3 separate regions of the Homo sapiens genome follow, and all the other regions are linked to region 2. A link is a contact called in ENCODE Hi-C or POLR2A ChIA-PET data. All regions are on one chromosome and are shown on one strand. Each heading gives the region's core, a stretch centred on a gene start or an enhancer-like site at or near the end of the contact. The rest is flanking DNA. Distances are from core to core; before and after follow the strand shown. Region 1 holds the start of RABAC1 (Rab acceptor 1). Region 2 holds the start of CCDC97 (coiled-coil domain containing 97). Region 3 holds the start of BLVRB (biliverdin reductase B).

Region 1 (4,679 bases), core at 1,556-4,055, 650 kb before region 2:
TAAGGAAACCCAACAGCTCTCATAACAAAAGTCCATCCTGAATCTCCTACGGCCTGCCACCAAAGAGGCAGCTGGAGCTCTGTCCCAATTCTATTCCCCAAGCTCTGTCTTTCGGTGGAGGTTCTTCCAAGGGCTACCTCTGCTGCTTTGGCCCTTTGAATTCAGATGCTGCTCCCCTATTCCTGCTCGGGGCTAATTGTGCTATTGCACTCCTCCTTTGGTGTTTTCTGTTTTGTTTTGTTTTGTTTTTTTCTGAGACAGGGTCTCATTCTGTCGCCCAGGCTGGAGTGCGATAGCACACTCTTGGCTCACTGCAACCTCCGCCTCCTGGGTTCAAGTGATTCTCCTGCCTCAGCCTCCCGAGTAGCTGGGATTACAGGCATGTGTATTTTTTTTTTTAGTAGAGATGGGCTTTTGCCATGTTGGCCAGGCTGGTGTTGAACTCCTGACCTCAAGTGATCCACCCTCCTGAGCCTCCCATAAGTGCTGGGATTACAGGACCACGCCCAGCCCCGCAGTCCTCCTTTGATTTTCAAGTTTGAATCCTATTTAGAAAACCTGATTCCAGGCCAGGTGTGATGGGTCACGCCTGTAATCCCAGCACTTTGGGAGGCTGAGGTGGGCAGATCACGAGGTCAGAGTTTGAGACCAGCCTGACCAACATGGTGAAACCCCGTCTCTATTAAAAATACACAAATTAGCTGGGCATGGTGGTGCACACCTGTAATCCCAGCTACTCAGGAGGCTGAGGCAGGAGAATCGCTTGAACCCGAGAGGCGGAGGTTGCAGTGAGTAGACATTGTGCCACTGTACTCCAGCCTGAGCAACAGAGTGAAACTCCATCTCAAAAAAAAAAAAAAAAAAAAAGGAAACCTGATTCCACTAAAAGCCTGGGGGTGACAAAGAGGAAATAAACAGTAACTAGCCAATCTGATCTTCAAAGTGTAACTCTTCCATCTTCAGTGTGGGGCCCTTGCAAAGGGCTTCCCTGCCTATTGCGCCACCAGCCCCTCAGACAGGGCCATCTTCCTCCCACCTCCTGGGAACACCTTCCAGCAGGCCTCAAAGCACAAACCCTAAACTGCTGTAGATCTTGGAAGACAAGAGCTGGGCCTAAAAGAGTCACTTGGGGCCAGGCGCAGTGGCTCACACCTGTAATCCCAGCACTTTGGGAGGCCGAGGCGGGCAAATCACAAAGTCAGGAGTTCGAGACCAGCCTGGCCAACATGGTGAAACCCCATCTTTACTAAAAATACAAAAAATTAGCTGGGCATAGTGGCGGGCGCCTGTAATCCCAGCTACTCGGGAGGCTGAGGCAGGAGAATCGCTTGAACCCAGGAGGAGGTGGAGGTTGCAGTGAGCCAAGATTGTGCCACTGCACTCCAGCCCTGGCGACAGAGTGAGACTCCGTCTCAAAAAAAAAAAAAAGTCACTTGAACCTGGGCATGGTGGCTCACACCTGTAATCCCAATACTTGGGAAGGCCAGGCAGAAGGATCGCTTGAGTCCAGGAGTTTGAGACCTACTGGGCCAACACAGCAAAATCCCTTATCTACTTAAAAAAATTTTCAAAAAAAAAAAGGTCACCTGGTTATCCCATATAGATATTTTCCTTCCAGCCCCACCCAGCTGCTTTGGAAAATTAGGATCCCAGTCTGCTTAAGGGAGCCCAGGCTTCCCTATACTTCCACACACATTTCTTGAGGCCCTGTTCTGGTTCACCCCATTAGAATTCAATTAGAATTCCAGCCCTGTGGGCCAGGCACAATGGCTCACGCCTGTAATCCCAGCACTTTGAGAGGCTGAGACAGGAAGATCACGAGGTCAGGAGTACGAGACCAGCCTGGCCAACATGGTGAAACCCCGTCTCTACTAAAAAAATACAAAAATTAGCTGGGCGTGGTGGCGGGCGCCTGTAATCCCAGCTACTCTGGAGGCTGAGGCAGGAGAATCGCTTGAACCCAGGAGGCAGAGGTTGCAGTGAGCCGAGATTGCGCCATTGCACTCCAGCCTGGGCAACAAGAGCGAGACTCCATTTCAAAAAAGCCCACAAAACTTCTCAACCTTTTGTCTTTCCCAACTTCACTCCCTTCTCTCCAAAGGTGTGTGTGGCGGGGTCGGAGGTGTCCCTAGCCCCAACTCATTCATCTTTGGGACTCCACAAGGTGGGGCAGGGGGCAACCTCAGATACCCCTCCAGCAACCATGGCCCCCTCACTAGCCTCAATCTCTTGAGGAAGGAATCAATTCCCACAAATTATCTAAATCTTTCTACTCAAAATGTAGTCCATGGACCAGGGGCATCAGCATCACCTGGGAACTCAGAAATGGAAATTATGGGCTCCACCCCAGACTTGCTGAATGAAAACATCTGGGCTAGGGCCCAGGAATCTGTTTTAGCAAGCCCTCCAGGTGTTTTTTTATGCCCTCTAGAGTCAGAAGGACAGCTCTGCACGGTCCCCATTGTGCCTTCCCTGGGAGAGTACACAACGCCCGCTTCTGCCGTTAGAGTTCCCATAACGCCCTCGCTCCTGACAGCCCACATGCACCCTCCTGAAACTACAACTCCTATAATACCCAGAGGCGCGCGCCGTCACTTTCTGGGATTATATCTCCCAAGGTGTTTTGCGAGTCAGACCGCCATCATAGCGCCCATCCTCTTAGTCACCGTCAGGACTACAACTCCCACAATACTCGGCGGCAGAACTACAGTCCCCAGCTGCTCCGGGGCTGCGCCACGTCGACTCCGCTGGGTGGGGCCGGCGTCGGGCGGGGCCGGCGGGGTCTTCAGGGTACCGGGCTGGTTACAGCAGCTCTACCCCTCACGACGCAGACATGGCAGCGCAGAAGGACCAGCAGAAAGATGCCGAGGCGGAAGGGCTGAGCGGCACGTGAGCGAGCTGGCTCTAGGCCCTCGGACCAGAGACCCGGGAGTCCGGGCCCCCGGCCCCCTCCTCCCTCCTCCCTCGAGAGCCTGGAGTCCCAGCCCCGAGCCGCAGAAGTGTTGGCCCCGGTCTCCTCTAATGGGACCCTGGAGTCTGGGCCCCTAGTCCCCTCCCTGCCTGCTGTACAGGAATCTGGGGTCCCGGGAGGGAGTCCAGGCACCCTTAGTCCCCTTCTTTTGCGGGGGTCTGGGGCTCCATCCCGGTCCACCACTGACCCGGCCCCACCCCCCGCAGGACCCTGCTGCCGAAGCTGATTCCCTCCGGTGCAGGCCGGGAGTGGCTGGAGCGGCGCCGCGCGACCATCCGGCCCTGGAGCACCTTCGTGGACCAGCAGCGCTTCTCACGGCCCCGCAACCTGGGAGAGCTGTGCCAGCGCCTCGTACGCAACGTGGAGTACTACCAGAGCAACTATGTGTTCGTGTTCCTGGGCCTCATCCTGTACTGTGTGTGAGTGCCTCCCGGGCCCCGCACCCGCACTAGCCCCGACCGGCTGGACCCCTCCTCTCGCCGCTCAGGCCCCGCCCTTCACCGCCCGGTCCCTCCTCTCACCGCCCAGGGCCCTCTTCTCACCGCCCAGGCCCCGCCCCCAAGGATTGGCTCTGCTAGACTACCTTGTCACCAAAGGGCCAGGTCCCCTACCCCACCATCACCCTGGCCAGGATGCAGTGTGACTAAATGTCACCTGGCCCTCCCTGGTCTCCAGGATGTAGCTTGCCGCCCGCCGGTGGAGAAGGCCAGGGCCGTCGGGCTGGCCCAGCCCCAGCTGTCTAACCGCTGCCTCCCTGCACTCCTCCTCCAGGGTGACGTCCCCTATGTTGCTGGTGGCTCTGGCTGTCTTTTTCGGCGCCTGTTACATTCTCTATCTGCGCACCTTGGAGTCCAAGCTTGTGCTCTTTGGTGAGAAACCCCCTGCCCAGATGAATCCTTGGTCCCTCAAATCTTGGTCTTTTGGAATGCAGACAGACCTCAGACCCCAAATCCAAGTCCTTCAAAACCCAAGTCCGCCCAAGCCTAGATGTACACTAGATCCCCCAAACCTGATCCCTTAAAATCTCAGACACAACCGATCCTTCCATCGAGTCTCAGCCCCCTCAAATTGCTATTCCTCAAACCCAGGATCCACCTGGCTGCTGTGCCTTAAACCTACTCCTTTTCAAACCACATGACTCCTCCCCTCTCTCTCCTCCCCTTGCCGCTCTCTGCGGCCAACATCAGCTGCAGGTGCCCACACTGGACACCAGGTGGCCACCTTACACTGGCCTAGATCTGTTCCCGTTTCTTTTCCTGCTTTCTGGGGTGTGACCAGAAAGAACTTGGAACTTAGAGAGGGAAGCCGAGGAGTATGTTTCATGTGGTTCCCAGACTAGTAGTACCAAGGACCACTGGGAAAACAAAATGCCAGGGGAAATTCCCCCCAGGGGAAAATCAAGGTTTGGAGTGGGGTCAGGGAGTTGGGATTGGACAGTTAGGTAGACCTGAAGGCCAGGCTCTTCAGGGGCCTGCAAGTTATGTGCTTGATGGGCTGGGGTGGAGGGAGTGCCTGAAGCACAGGCACGACTTGGCTTCAGCTGATCACCGTCACCAGAGCATGTAGACCCCATCCCTGAGACTTCTATGAGAAGCCTGAAGTTGGTATTTTTATGTGAAATCGTTCACTTTGCCAGCCACAAATCACATCCTTGCAAAACAGCTCAAAAAACACATCCACAGGTCAGATTTGGCCCTTGGGCCACCAG
Region 2 (4,504 bases), core at 192-2,691:
TACAGGCACATACCACGACGCCTGGCTAATATTTGTATTTTTAGTAGAGATGGGGTTTCGCTATGTTGGCTAGGCTGGTCTCCAACTCCTGACCTGAGGTGATCTTCCTGCCTCCGCCTTCCAAAGTGCTGCGATTACAGGTGTAAGCCACCGGGCCCGGCCTTAATTTTTAAATTTTTTGTAGAGATGGGGTCTGGCTATGTTGCCAGTGCTGGTCTCAAACTCCTGGGCTCAAGTCTCACTCTGCTGCAGAGGCTGGAGTGCAGTGGTGTAATAATCTTAGGTCACTGCAATCTCAAAGGATTCGAGTGACACTCCCACCTTAGTCTCCTGAGTAGCTTGTCCTAGCTACTCCCTAGCCACCAGGCCTGGCTAATTTTTAAATGTTTATAGAGATCAGGTTTCTCTCTCTTGCCCAGGCTGGTCTCAAACTCTTGGGCTCAAGCAACTCTCCTGCCTTGGCCTCCCAAAGTGTTGGGATTACAAGCGGGAGCCACTGCACCCGGCCTTAAGACTTTTTTTAGGTTAAATTTTTTATTTTTAGAAAATTTCAAACATACACAAAAGTAGAAAGTACAACGACAATTCTCCCCCTACCTCCATATACCAATCATCTCCATCTGGCTTCCACAATTACCAATTCTTGGCCAGTGGTGTTGGAGCCACGCTTCCAATCACACCTCACCCGACGTCGGATTACTTTGAAGGTTGTGGGAAAGCACAGAAATTGAGTAAGGACTTTGAAAGGAGCCTGGCTGGATTTCGGACTTTGGGGGAAACGGGAGTTACAATGAAATGAAGGAATCGTTAGATTGGGATAAGTTTGCATGAGGCAGGTAGAAGTTTAGCCTGGAAAGGTAGGAGGATTCGTCTAGAGAGCAAGGGAAGGCTCAGCTTGGTACAGGGAAGGAGGTAATTTGAGAAGGGCTGGTCTGAGGCAATGCAGGAATTAGGCCGGGGTAGAGAGGTTTCTGTTAATTTGAGAGTTAGCCTGGTAAGGAAATGAATTAGGGACATGGAAAGGATTGGTCTGGAACTGGGAAGAGGTTAATTTCGGGGGGAAGGAATGGAGGAAAAGAAGGTCAGCCCGCGACAAGGGAGGGAATAATCTGGGCAAAGTAGTGAAGAGGACCGGTAAAGCTGAGGGGGGTGGGTGTCCCCCTAAAACGAGTCCTACTTCGCGTTCCTGGGGGAATCATTTCCTAGAGACACCGCAACCGCACCCACCCGCCGCCTGCGCGTGACCAAGATCTCACCCTTATCGGGTTCCTTCGCCGCCGTCGCCGTCGCCACGGCCTCCATCCTGATTCTCTCGGACTTTTCAACCGCCCGGCGGGCCCCGCACACTAACCTCCGGCCCACGCACGCAAGAGACACTTTCGCCTGAGAATGTTCCGGGTCCGGGTGCACCGCTGCGCCCAGGCACCGAAGTTCCGGGCCTAAGGCAGACGTTGCATTGCGCATGCGTGCCTCTCTCGGGCTCCGCCCTCCGCAGCCAGGAAGGAAAGGGGCTCCCCGGAGAGTGAGAGACCCTTAAACCTCTCCTGTCAGTCAGTAGGAACCAGAATCATTGTTCGTTTTATCACTGCTGTGACTCCAGCTCCCAGCGTGCTTAATTTTGGGATGGATGGCTAAAGGACTTTCCCCCGGAGCCTGGAGCCGTCATACGCTGAGGGTTCGTGCTCTCGTTTAGACCCCCGCTTGTCCTTTTCCTTTCTTAACTCCTTCAGGAATTCAGGAATATTACTAAGCCTTGACTCTTTTTTTTTTTTTTTTTTTTGAGACAGGGTCTCGCTTTGTCGCCTAGACGAATGCAGTGGCGCGATCACAGTTCAAGTAACCTCACATTCCTGTGCTCAAGTGATCCTCCTGCCTCAGCCTTTGGAGTACTTGGGACTACAGGCGCGCACAACCGCGCCCGGCTAATTTTTAAAATTTTTTTGTAGAGCCAGGGGTCCCACTTTGTTGCCCAGGCTAGTCCCCAACTCCTGGCCTCAAGCAATCCTCCCGCTTCAGCCTCTCAAAATGCTGGGATTACGCGCGTGAGCCACCAGCCTGGCTTACTTCCGTCATCATACCCTGTCTCTGGCTGGCATGAGATGGATAGTGAGATAGAACTTCCCATTTTGTGTTCCCAGGACCTGGAGGAAATCTACAGGTGTGAAACAAGACAACTCTGGTCCTTATTTCCCTATGGGATGGGTGGGGCTCTATTTAGGTGTTACCAGCAGAGTAGACAGACATGTCACTCAGTGGCCAGGGCTTTGATGGATCCAGAGGGCTGAGGGAGCTGTCCACCCCAGGCTGGAGGGTCAAGGAAGCCTTCTTTCTGGGAGGGTACCCTCAAGCTAAGACCTGAAGAACGAGTAGGAGCTGGGTTAAGAGGAAGGTAGGGAAGAGTCTTGAGGAGGATGGCACGTACGGACGGTTCTGGTTGCTGCAAGCACTTCACTACGGTCAGGGCATAGGAAAGGAGCTCTAACTTGAAAGCCATGATTGGGCTGTGGAGGTTTTGAGAACCTCATGAATTTTTATGCAAAATTCCATGTACCTCTGTATTCTCCAATGCAGTGGTTCATGGCATCATTTGTGGGTTCCAAAAAGGACTTATGGCTCCTCAGAACAAAATAAACACTGATTTGATATTCAAAGGGGGAGCAGAAAGAGAGGGCGCCAGCGATGTTACCAGGTGCTAGGCCATGCAGGGCCTCATAAGCCATAGTAAGTGGCTTGACCTCCTTTATTCTGAAGGGAGTGGGCATCAAGGGACTGGAGATGAGACGTGTGAGAAAAACTGGCTGAGAACAGAGGAAGAGCTTCCCCATTTGCATTCCCTTGAGGTCTGGAGTTGTGGAAGAAAGCCAAGGAGGTCCCTATTTACCAACCCAGATTCCTAGGCATTACCAGGAGAGGCCAGCAGAGGGCGCTGTAGCCCAGCATATGGACATGAAGGGAAGGGGACTTTCCAGACTAAAGGCCCTGCCACCTCCTCTCTGGCGCATTCTAGGGTCCCTTTTAGCCACCAACCTTGGTTCCTTCTCACGTTCTGATGCCCTACCCGAGATTCTGAGACTAGTCAGTTTCCCTCCCTTGTTTTTGTTGCCCATCTCCCCTTCACAAGGCTCTGAGCTCCCACCAGGGAAGATTGGGGCTGAATTGGCTTCTCCTGTGGCCCAGCATTGTCTCTCACAAGGAGCCAGGAACACAGCATGTATGAGGGAACGAAGACATAAGGTTGCTAAGGAAGGGGAAGATGGGCCATGGGGATGCAATCTGGAGTCTTTTACCCTGGCTCACTCCTCCAGGAAGCCCTCCCTGCACACCACCCCAGGCTCTCACAGCTGACCACTTGGTGCTGGCAGGTCTTTGTTCTCTCTGGAGTGGGAGCTCTGTGAGAACGGGGTCCAGGACTGCCGTGGCCATACTATGTCCCCAGCACTGTCCAGGACAGCTGAAGAACACAGCAGGTGGCTCACACACACTGGCTGAAACATGAAGCTCCTGGAATCCCCATGAGCCCCAAACACAGAACAGGCAGGAACTGTCCTCCGTGCTGCACACAGGCCAGGCCTGAGGCAGGTGGTCTGTGGATGCCCAGTGATGATGCCAAACAAACCAGCCCTGGTCTCTGCCCCATCAGTCCCACCCATCCCTCCACCTAGAGGCCTGTTCCATGTCCTTTACTCAAAAACTCCTGGAGGGATTTTAGACTGTGAGAGGTAGAGAACAAGAGAAGCACTTTAAAAATGAACTAGTGGATTTTAAACCAGGGACCCTTGTTTAAGCGTGCATTTTTAGCACCAAAATCGGGGCCAGGCACATGAATCCCTCAGTTAAGTTGTTTAATGAATGAGTAAATAATTTCCCTTTAAAGAGGCCCCCACCCCAATTAACGGCCAACTGCAGTAACACTTCAGGGTTTCAACCCTGCTTCCTTCCTGCTAGGAGGTGCCATGTCATTTATTCAAAGAAAACAAAACGAAACCAAACAAAACAGGGCAAACACATTTCTTAATAAGTGCAGTTTGTTAAAATCATGTTAAAACATATGAGTCAAGGGGAAGTAAAAATAAAGGGTATCACTGTAGGAAAAGCTTTTGGGTCTGGCACCTGGGAGACCACTGGAGAGGAGGCAGTGGGAGAAACTTCAAGTTCTGAAGGGAAGGAGCCCCCCAACCTCCCCTTCTTCCCTCTCACCCACTGAATCCCACCAGAAACTACCAAGACGCCCGGAATAAAAGGTTTCAAGTTCAATAGTCACTCTCTCCAAATACAAAAAGCAGTTACAATTCAACTGAACACAGAAGCTTGTGTGCAAAGTTATGGGGAACTGGGGCATCGTATAAAAAGTTGGGTTAAAGATGATTCTGTGGTTTGGTTTTGTTGTGTTTTGTTTTGTGGCTCTTCCTCAGTCACCTGAACTCAGGAAAGAAATGCTTATCTTGATGAAATATCAACAGCCCACCCACAGTAAAAAGACAAATTCTAAAAATTAAAAAAAAGC
Region 3 (4,567 bases), core at 666-3,165, 840 kb after region 2:
GTCCTGCGAGCCTCCCCCCAACACCCCCCCCCCCCCGCAAAGGCTGGTGGGGCGCTGGGCTGCGGTGGCATCAGAGGCTTTAACCCTTCCCAGGCCGCGCCTCTCTCCCTGCGGTCCAGACACTGCGCCCAAGGAGGGGGCCTGGGAAGGACAAGGCCTGGGGGTAAGACCCACGCGTGGCGCGGAAGCTAGACCGGGTGGGGGGGTTGTGGGCTCGTCCTGCCCTCGACCCTTTGCCTCCCTCCAGCCGGGGAGACCCGGGGCTCCAGCCATGCCCCGTGCGCGCGGAGGAGGGATGCTCGCCAGGTGGGGACATACTTGGGGGAGGGGCTGTCGGCCCCCCTAGCAGCTCACCTGGGCCCGCGGCCGCCAGCGTCGCTGTCTCCGCTGCTCGCCGCGACCGACCGCCCTCCCTGTCGGCGTCCGCTGCCCGGCCCGGCCCGGCCCGGCCCAGCCCGGCTCAGCTCGGCCCCGCCGGCCCGCGGCTCAGCCAGATCCGCATGCGCCGCCGCGCCTCCCTCTCTCGCGCCGCCGCCGCGCTCAGCGCGCCCCCGGGACCCCCTCCCGCCCGCGGTCCCCGCGCCCCGCCGCCCGAGGCCCACGCGCAGTCACACCCGGCCGCGGCGTGGGGTGCACGGCTGCACTCGCGAGGGCACGGCGGCGTCACGCGCTGCACACTCCCACGGGGTCACGCTCGCCACGCTGCCATACTCGCGGGGGCCTCGGCGCACAAACTCACCCCCGCATCCACGCGCTTGCGCGCCGTCACTCCCTCCTGTGGGGTCTCACGGGGTCACACCCTCACGCCGTCACACGCGGCGTCCACACTGGAACGGTGTCACCCACCACCACACAAATCCAATAGGGTAACCACCGCCCACGCGGCGTCACACACAAATGCACCTGTCACACACAGCCGCACACTCCCCGGCAGTCACAAACAGTGTCATAGGCCCACACATCACGCACAGCTTCACAGCCACAGTGTCACACACTCTACACACTCGAACCTTCATAGCAGTCGCCCCGCACATGCTGCACCGCCGCACCTCACACATCATAGTCACAGGGGGTCACAATGAGCAGCTCAACACAGACACCCACAGCCACACACTCGAATGGGGTCCCGGTGTCACACATCCTTACACGAGACATGTGGTGTCACACACTGTCACAGTCTAATTAGTCTCACGCTTCCATGTAGCACACCTCACACGTCCCACACCCTATCGTACAGGCTGACGCAGTGTCACCCACGGTGTCACCACAAGGTCACAAAAGAACAGAATCAATGCCTGCCACACGTGGTGTCACGCACGTGTAGTCACACTGTAACACGGGATCACACTCAGAGGATGACACAAGGTGTCACCCACAGTCCTGCTTGCCCTCCGGGTCACTGAGTCACACAGGGTCATATAAGTGCATAGGTACGCCGTGACACAGTGTCTTACATCCAAGTGCACACACACACTCTGTCCTCCTAACTTTCTCCCCTTGCTGGTTCTGGGAGGCCCTGGGGCTTAGAGTGCGCCCCAGATCCGCTCCAGGCTCCGGGAGAGGGGGCGTGAGCTACGAGAGGCCGTGGGTGAGGCTCGCCTGGCCCCGCCCCTCTCCGGGAGGTGGAGCGCGGAGGCAGGGCGCTGAGTGACAAGTTATCTCGGCTCCGTCCACTCTATTTGTTGCTATGTGGAGGCGTGGCCTTCTGTGGCCCCGCCTTCCAGTCTAAGTGGCGCGCAGAGAGGGCGGTGCTGGACGGTGAGCGAATGCAAGCTGACGCCTGCCCCGCCCATCCGCGTTAGGCCCCGCCCCTTGACCTGAGCCGCGGGCGGAGAGTCTGAGGCGTGGCCCTTCGAGCCAGCTCCGCCCCGTTGTTCCTGGCTTGAGTAGGGCAGAGAGCACCGCCCAGCAGCCAGTGGGTTCCCGCGCGTGCCGAGACTCTGAGGCCTTGCACCCCCACGATCCCGTACGATGGCCGTCAAGAAGATCGCGATCTTCGGCGCCACTGGCCAGACCGGGCTCACCACCCTGGCGCAGGCGGTGCAAGCAGGCATGAGCCGGGGCGGGCGGGGCATGTCACGGGACAGACGGGCAGAACTTTAGGAAGGGGCACCATGGGGTCGGGCCGAGGCTGATTGGGGCCATGAGCGCCCCAGCCAGGTGTATGAGGACTCAGGGGCCAAAGCAAGTGGCCACGGGGGCAGAAATGGGGAAAGATGTGAGATCCAAGTTTATGTGAGTCCAAGCCAGAGAGGAATTGGCCCCGGGAGCCCCGGGAGGACTCCACTGGCACAGTCGTGTGTAAGTCCAGGGCTCTTATGCAATGCGGTTGTCATTATTGTGGTTGTGGTGGTGGTTGTTCGCACTCCCAGAGAGGATTTACTAAGCCAAGCTTGCTCTGTCGTCTCTTCACATGAGAGCTTTCAAAATGGGGTGGGAACTAGTATCACCCTACTTGACAGATGAGAAAACTGAGACCCAGAGAGTGACTTGCCCAATATCACACAGCTGTTAACTGACAGGACTGGGATTTGAACTCAGCTCATGCTCTTAACCACCACAAGTCCCCAGGCTGGAAACTGAAAAAGTTGGGGGGTCAGGTTGCTGCGAGTACCTAATGGGAAGGAGTCACAGAGAGACATGAGTGAAGACTTGGGGACAGCAGTCCTGGGAAAGTCAATGAGGGCTGAAAATTTGGAGTTGCCCCAGGAGAGAGGGCAGAAAAGGGGATAACCATCCCCCAGCACTCCCTGCCCCCACAGCCCAGACTTGACCAACTCCCAGCTGGGCCTGGGACTTCCAGATATGGGGCCCCACCCTTGCAGGCCTTGGGGACGCTGAAGATATTGACTATCTGCGTGCCCCAAAAGGGTGGAGGCCAACAGGACCCCACTCTGCTGTCTCCCTTGGAGGGACTCTGAAAGTTCTTCTCTAGGTCCATAACTCTCCCCTTCCCCAGGGAGACCACGTGAGGATCTTGACTTGTGGAGAATGGGGAGCTGTGGGCCTCTCAGTAAAAACCAGTTTGCTGATAAGCATTTATTCGGGAGTAATGGAGAAGGAAGTAAGAGAGAGAAGTTGAGAGGCGCTGAGTCACCTGGAAATCCACTAATTCCACCGAATTCCACTCGCCCACCCTGCTGGTCATAGCTGGGACTGCACTCAGAGGGTTAAGAACTGGAGCCTAGGGAGCTTCAGAGCTGTGGCTCTGAAAAATCTCTTCCCAGCTCTCAGCTTTGCTGTCCCCCTCAGCAAAGGGAAGGGCTGGCCAGGCACGGTGGATCATGCCTATAATCCCAGCACTTTGGGAGGCCAAGGCGGGAGGATGGCTTGAGGCCAGGAGTTTGAGACTAGCCTGGGCAACGTAGCAAGACCCCATCTCTACAAAAATACAAAAAAAAAATAAATTAGCTGGGCGTGGTGATGCATGCCTGTAGTCCCAGCTACTCAGAAGGCTCAGGTGGGAGGATTGCTTGAGCTCAGGAGTTCAAGGCTACAGTGAGCTGTGTTTGCACCACTGCACTCCAGCCTGGGTGACAGGGTGAGACCCTGTCTCTCAAATTTAAAAAAATACATAAAAAGAAAGAAAAAGAGGCTGGGTGCGGTGGCTCACGCCTGTAATCTCAGCACTTTGGGAGGCTGAGGCAGGTGGATCACGAGGTCAGGAGTTCGAGACCAGCCTGGCCAATATAGTGAAACCCCGTCTCTACTAAAAATACGAAAAATTAGCCGGGCATGGTGGCTGGTGCCTGTAATCGCAGTTACTTGGCAGACTGAGGCAGGAGAATAGCTTGAATCCGGGAGGCAGAGGTTGTGGTGAGCCGAGATTACGCCACTGCATTCCAGCCTGGGCGACAAGAGTGAAACTCTGTCTCAAAAAAAAAAAAATTAGCTGGGCACAGTGGTACGTGCCTGTAATTCCAGGTACTTGGGAGGCTGAGGCACAAGAATCGCTTGAACCTGGGAGGTTGCAGTGAGCTAAGATTGCATCACTGCACCACTGCACTCCAGCCTGGGTGACACAGCAAGATGAAAGGAAAGAAGGAAGGAAGAAAAGGAGGGAGGGATGGAGGGAGGGAGGGAGGGAAGGAAAGAAGGGAGGGAAGGAGGGAGGGAGGGAGGGAGGGAGGGAGAAGGGGCTTGGATTAACTGGAGTTCACAATGGTTCTGTAGGGCCAAGAGTCTTAACAGGCATGAACTCTGGTGCCAGCCTGCCCACATTCAAGTCACCAGCTCTGCGGCTTACAGCCTTTGTGACCAAATGCCTTGTCATCTGTGTACCTAGATATGTGTAAGATCATGACAAAACTGGTAGTACTTGCCCTAGGGCTCTTGGGATAATTAAATGAGATCTTATATAGGAGGTACTTAGACTAGCATTGAATTTTGCAGTCTCTGGATCAGACTTACTTAGGTAAAAATTCAACCTTCTCTACCTACTAGCTGTGTGATCCTGGCCCGGTTGCCTAAAATTGCCTCAGTTTCCCCATCAATGTGGACAGGATAATGATACCTACCTTGCAGGGTTGTTGCAACCTGATGCTTCTCAAACTGTGAGTTACAATGA

The links. A loop is a pair of places that touch in the nucleus more often than their neighbours do. ChIA-PET counts read pairs that join two places held with the same protein, here RNA polymerase II (POLR2A). Pooled maps may share reads with other maps.
Region 1: a loop to region 2 is called in a pooled map, with 5 times the contacts of the local background. The contact joins the promoter of RABAC1 here to the promoter of CCDC97 in region 2. A Hi-C loop is called at or near these places in 2 of 50 pooled maps. POLR2A ChIA-PET finds 5 or more read pairs at or near these places in 3 of 52 experiments (T-cell, WTC11 and activated naive CD4-positive, alpha-beta T cell).
Region 3: a loop to region 2 is called in a pooled map, with 4 times the contacts of the local background. The contact joins the promoter of BLVRB here to the promoter of CCDC97 in region 2. A Hi-C loop is called at or near these places in 1 of 168 maps with a recorded cell type or tissue (natural killer cell) and 5 of 50 pooled maps. POLR2A ChIA-PET finds 5 or more read pairs at or near these places in 1 of 52 experiments (GM10248).

The regions. Positions count from the first base shown.
Region 1 is chr19:41,957,447-41,962,125 of GRCh38, reverse strand. It overlaps RABAC1 (Rab acceptor 1), which reads left to right and starts at 2,805. Exons shown (of 5, transcript NM_006423.3): 1 at 2,805-2,889; 2 at 3,178-3,390; 3 at 3,743-3,840. The coding sequence starts at 2,834. RefSeq lists an enhancer at 2,428-2,717 and silencers at 2,828-3,077, 3,528-3,597.
Region 2 is chr19:41,307,109-41,311,612 of GRCh38, reverse strand. It overlaps CCDC97 (coiled-coil domain containing 97), which reads right to left and starts at 1,441. Exons shown (of 5, transcript NM_052848.3): 1 at 1,257-1,441. The coding sequence starts at 1,302. It overlaps LOC105372401 (a long non-coding RNA gene), which reads left to right and starts at 1,564. Exons shown (of 2, transcript XR_935968.4): 1 at 1,564-1,675; 2 at 1,788-4,074. HNRNPUL1 (heterogeneous nuclear ribonucleoprotein U like 1) reads right to left here. Exons shown (of 15, transcript NM_007040.6): 15 at 3,826-4,504. RefSeq lists enhancers at 1,106-1,395, 2,669-2,848.
Region 3 is chr19:40,463,093-40,467,659 of GRCh38, reverse strand. It overlaps BLVRB (biliverdin reductase B), which reads left to right and starts at 1,915. Exons shown (of 5, transcript NM_000713.3): 1 at 1,915-2,050. The coding sequence starts at 1,972. SPTBN4 (spectrin beta, non-erythrocytic 4) reads right to left here and starts at 659. Exons shown (of 36, transcript NM_020971.3): 1 at 355-659. RefSeq lists a silencer at 1,501-1,700 and an enhancer at 2,722-2,841.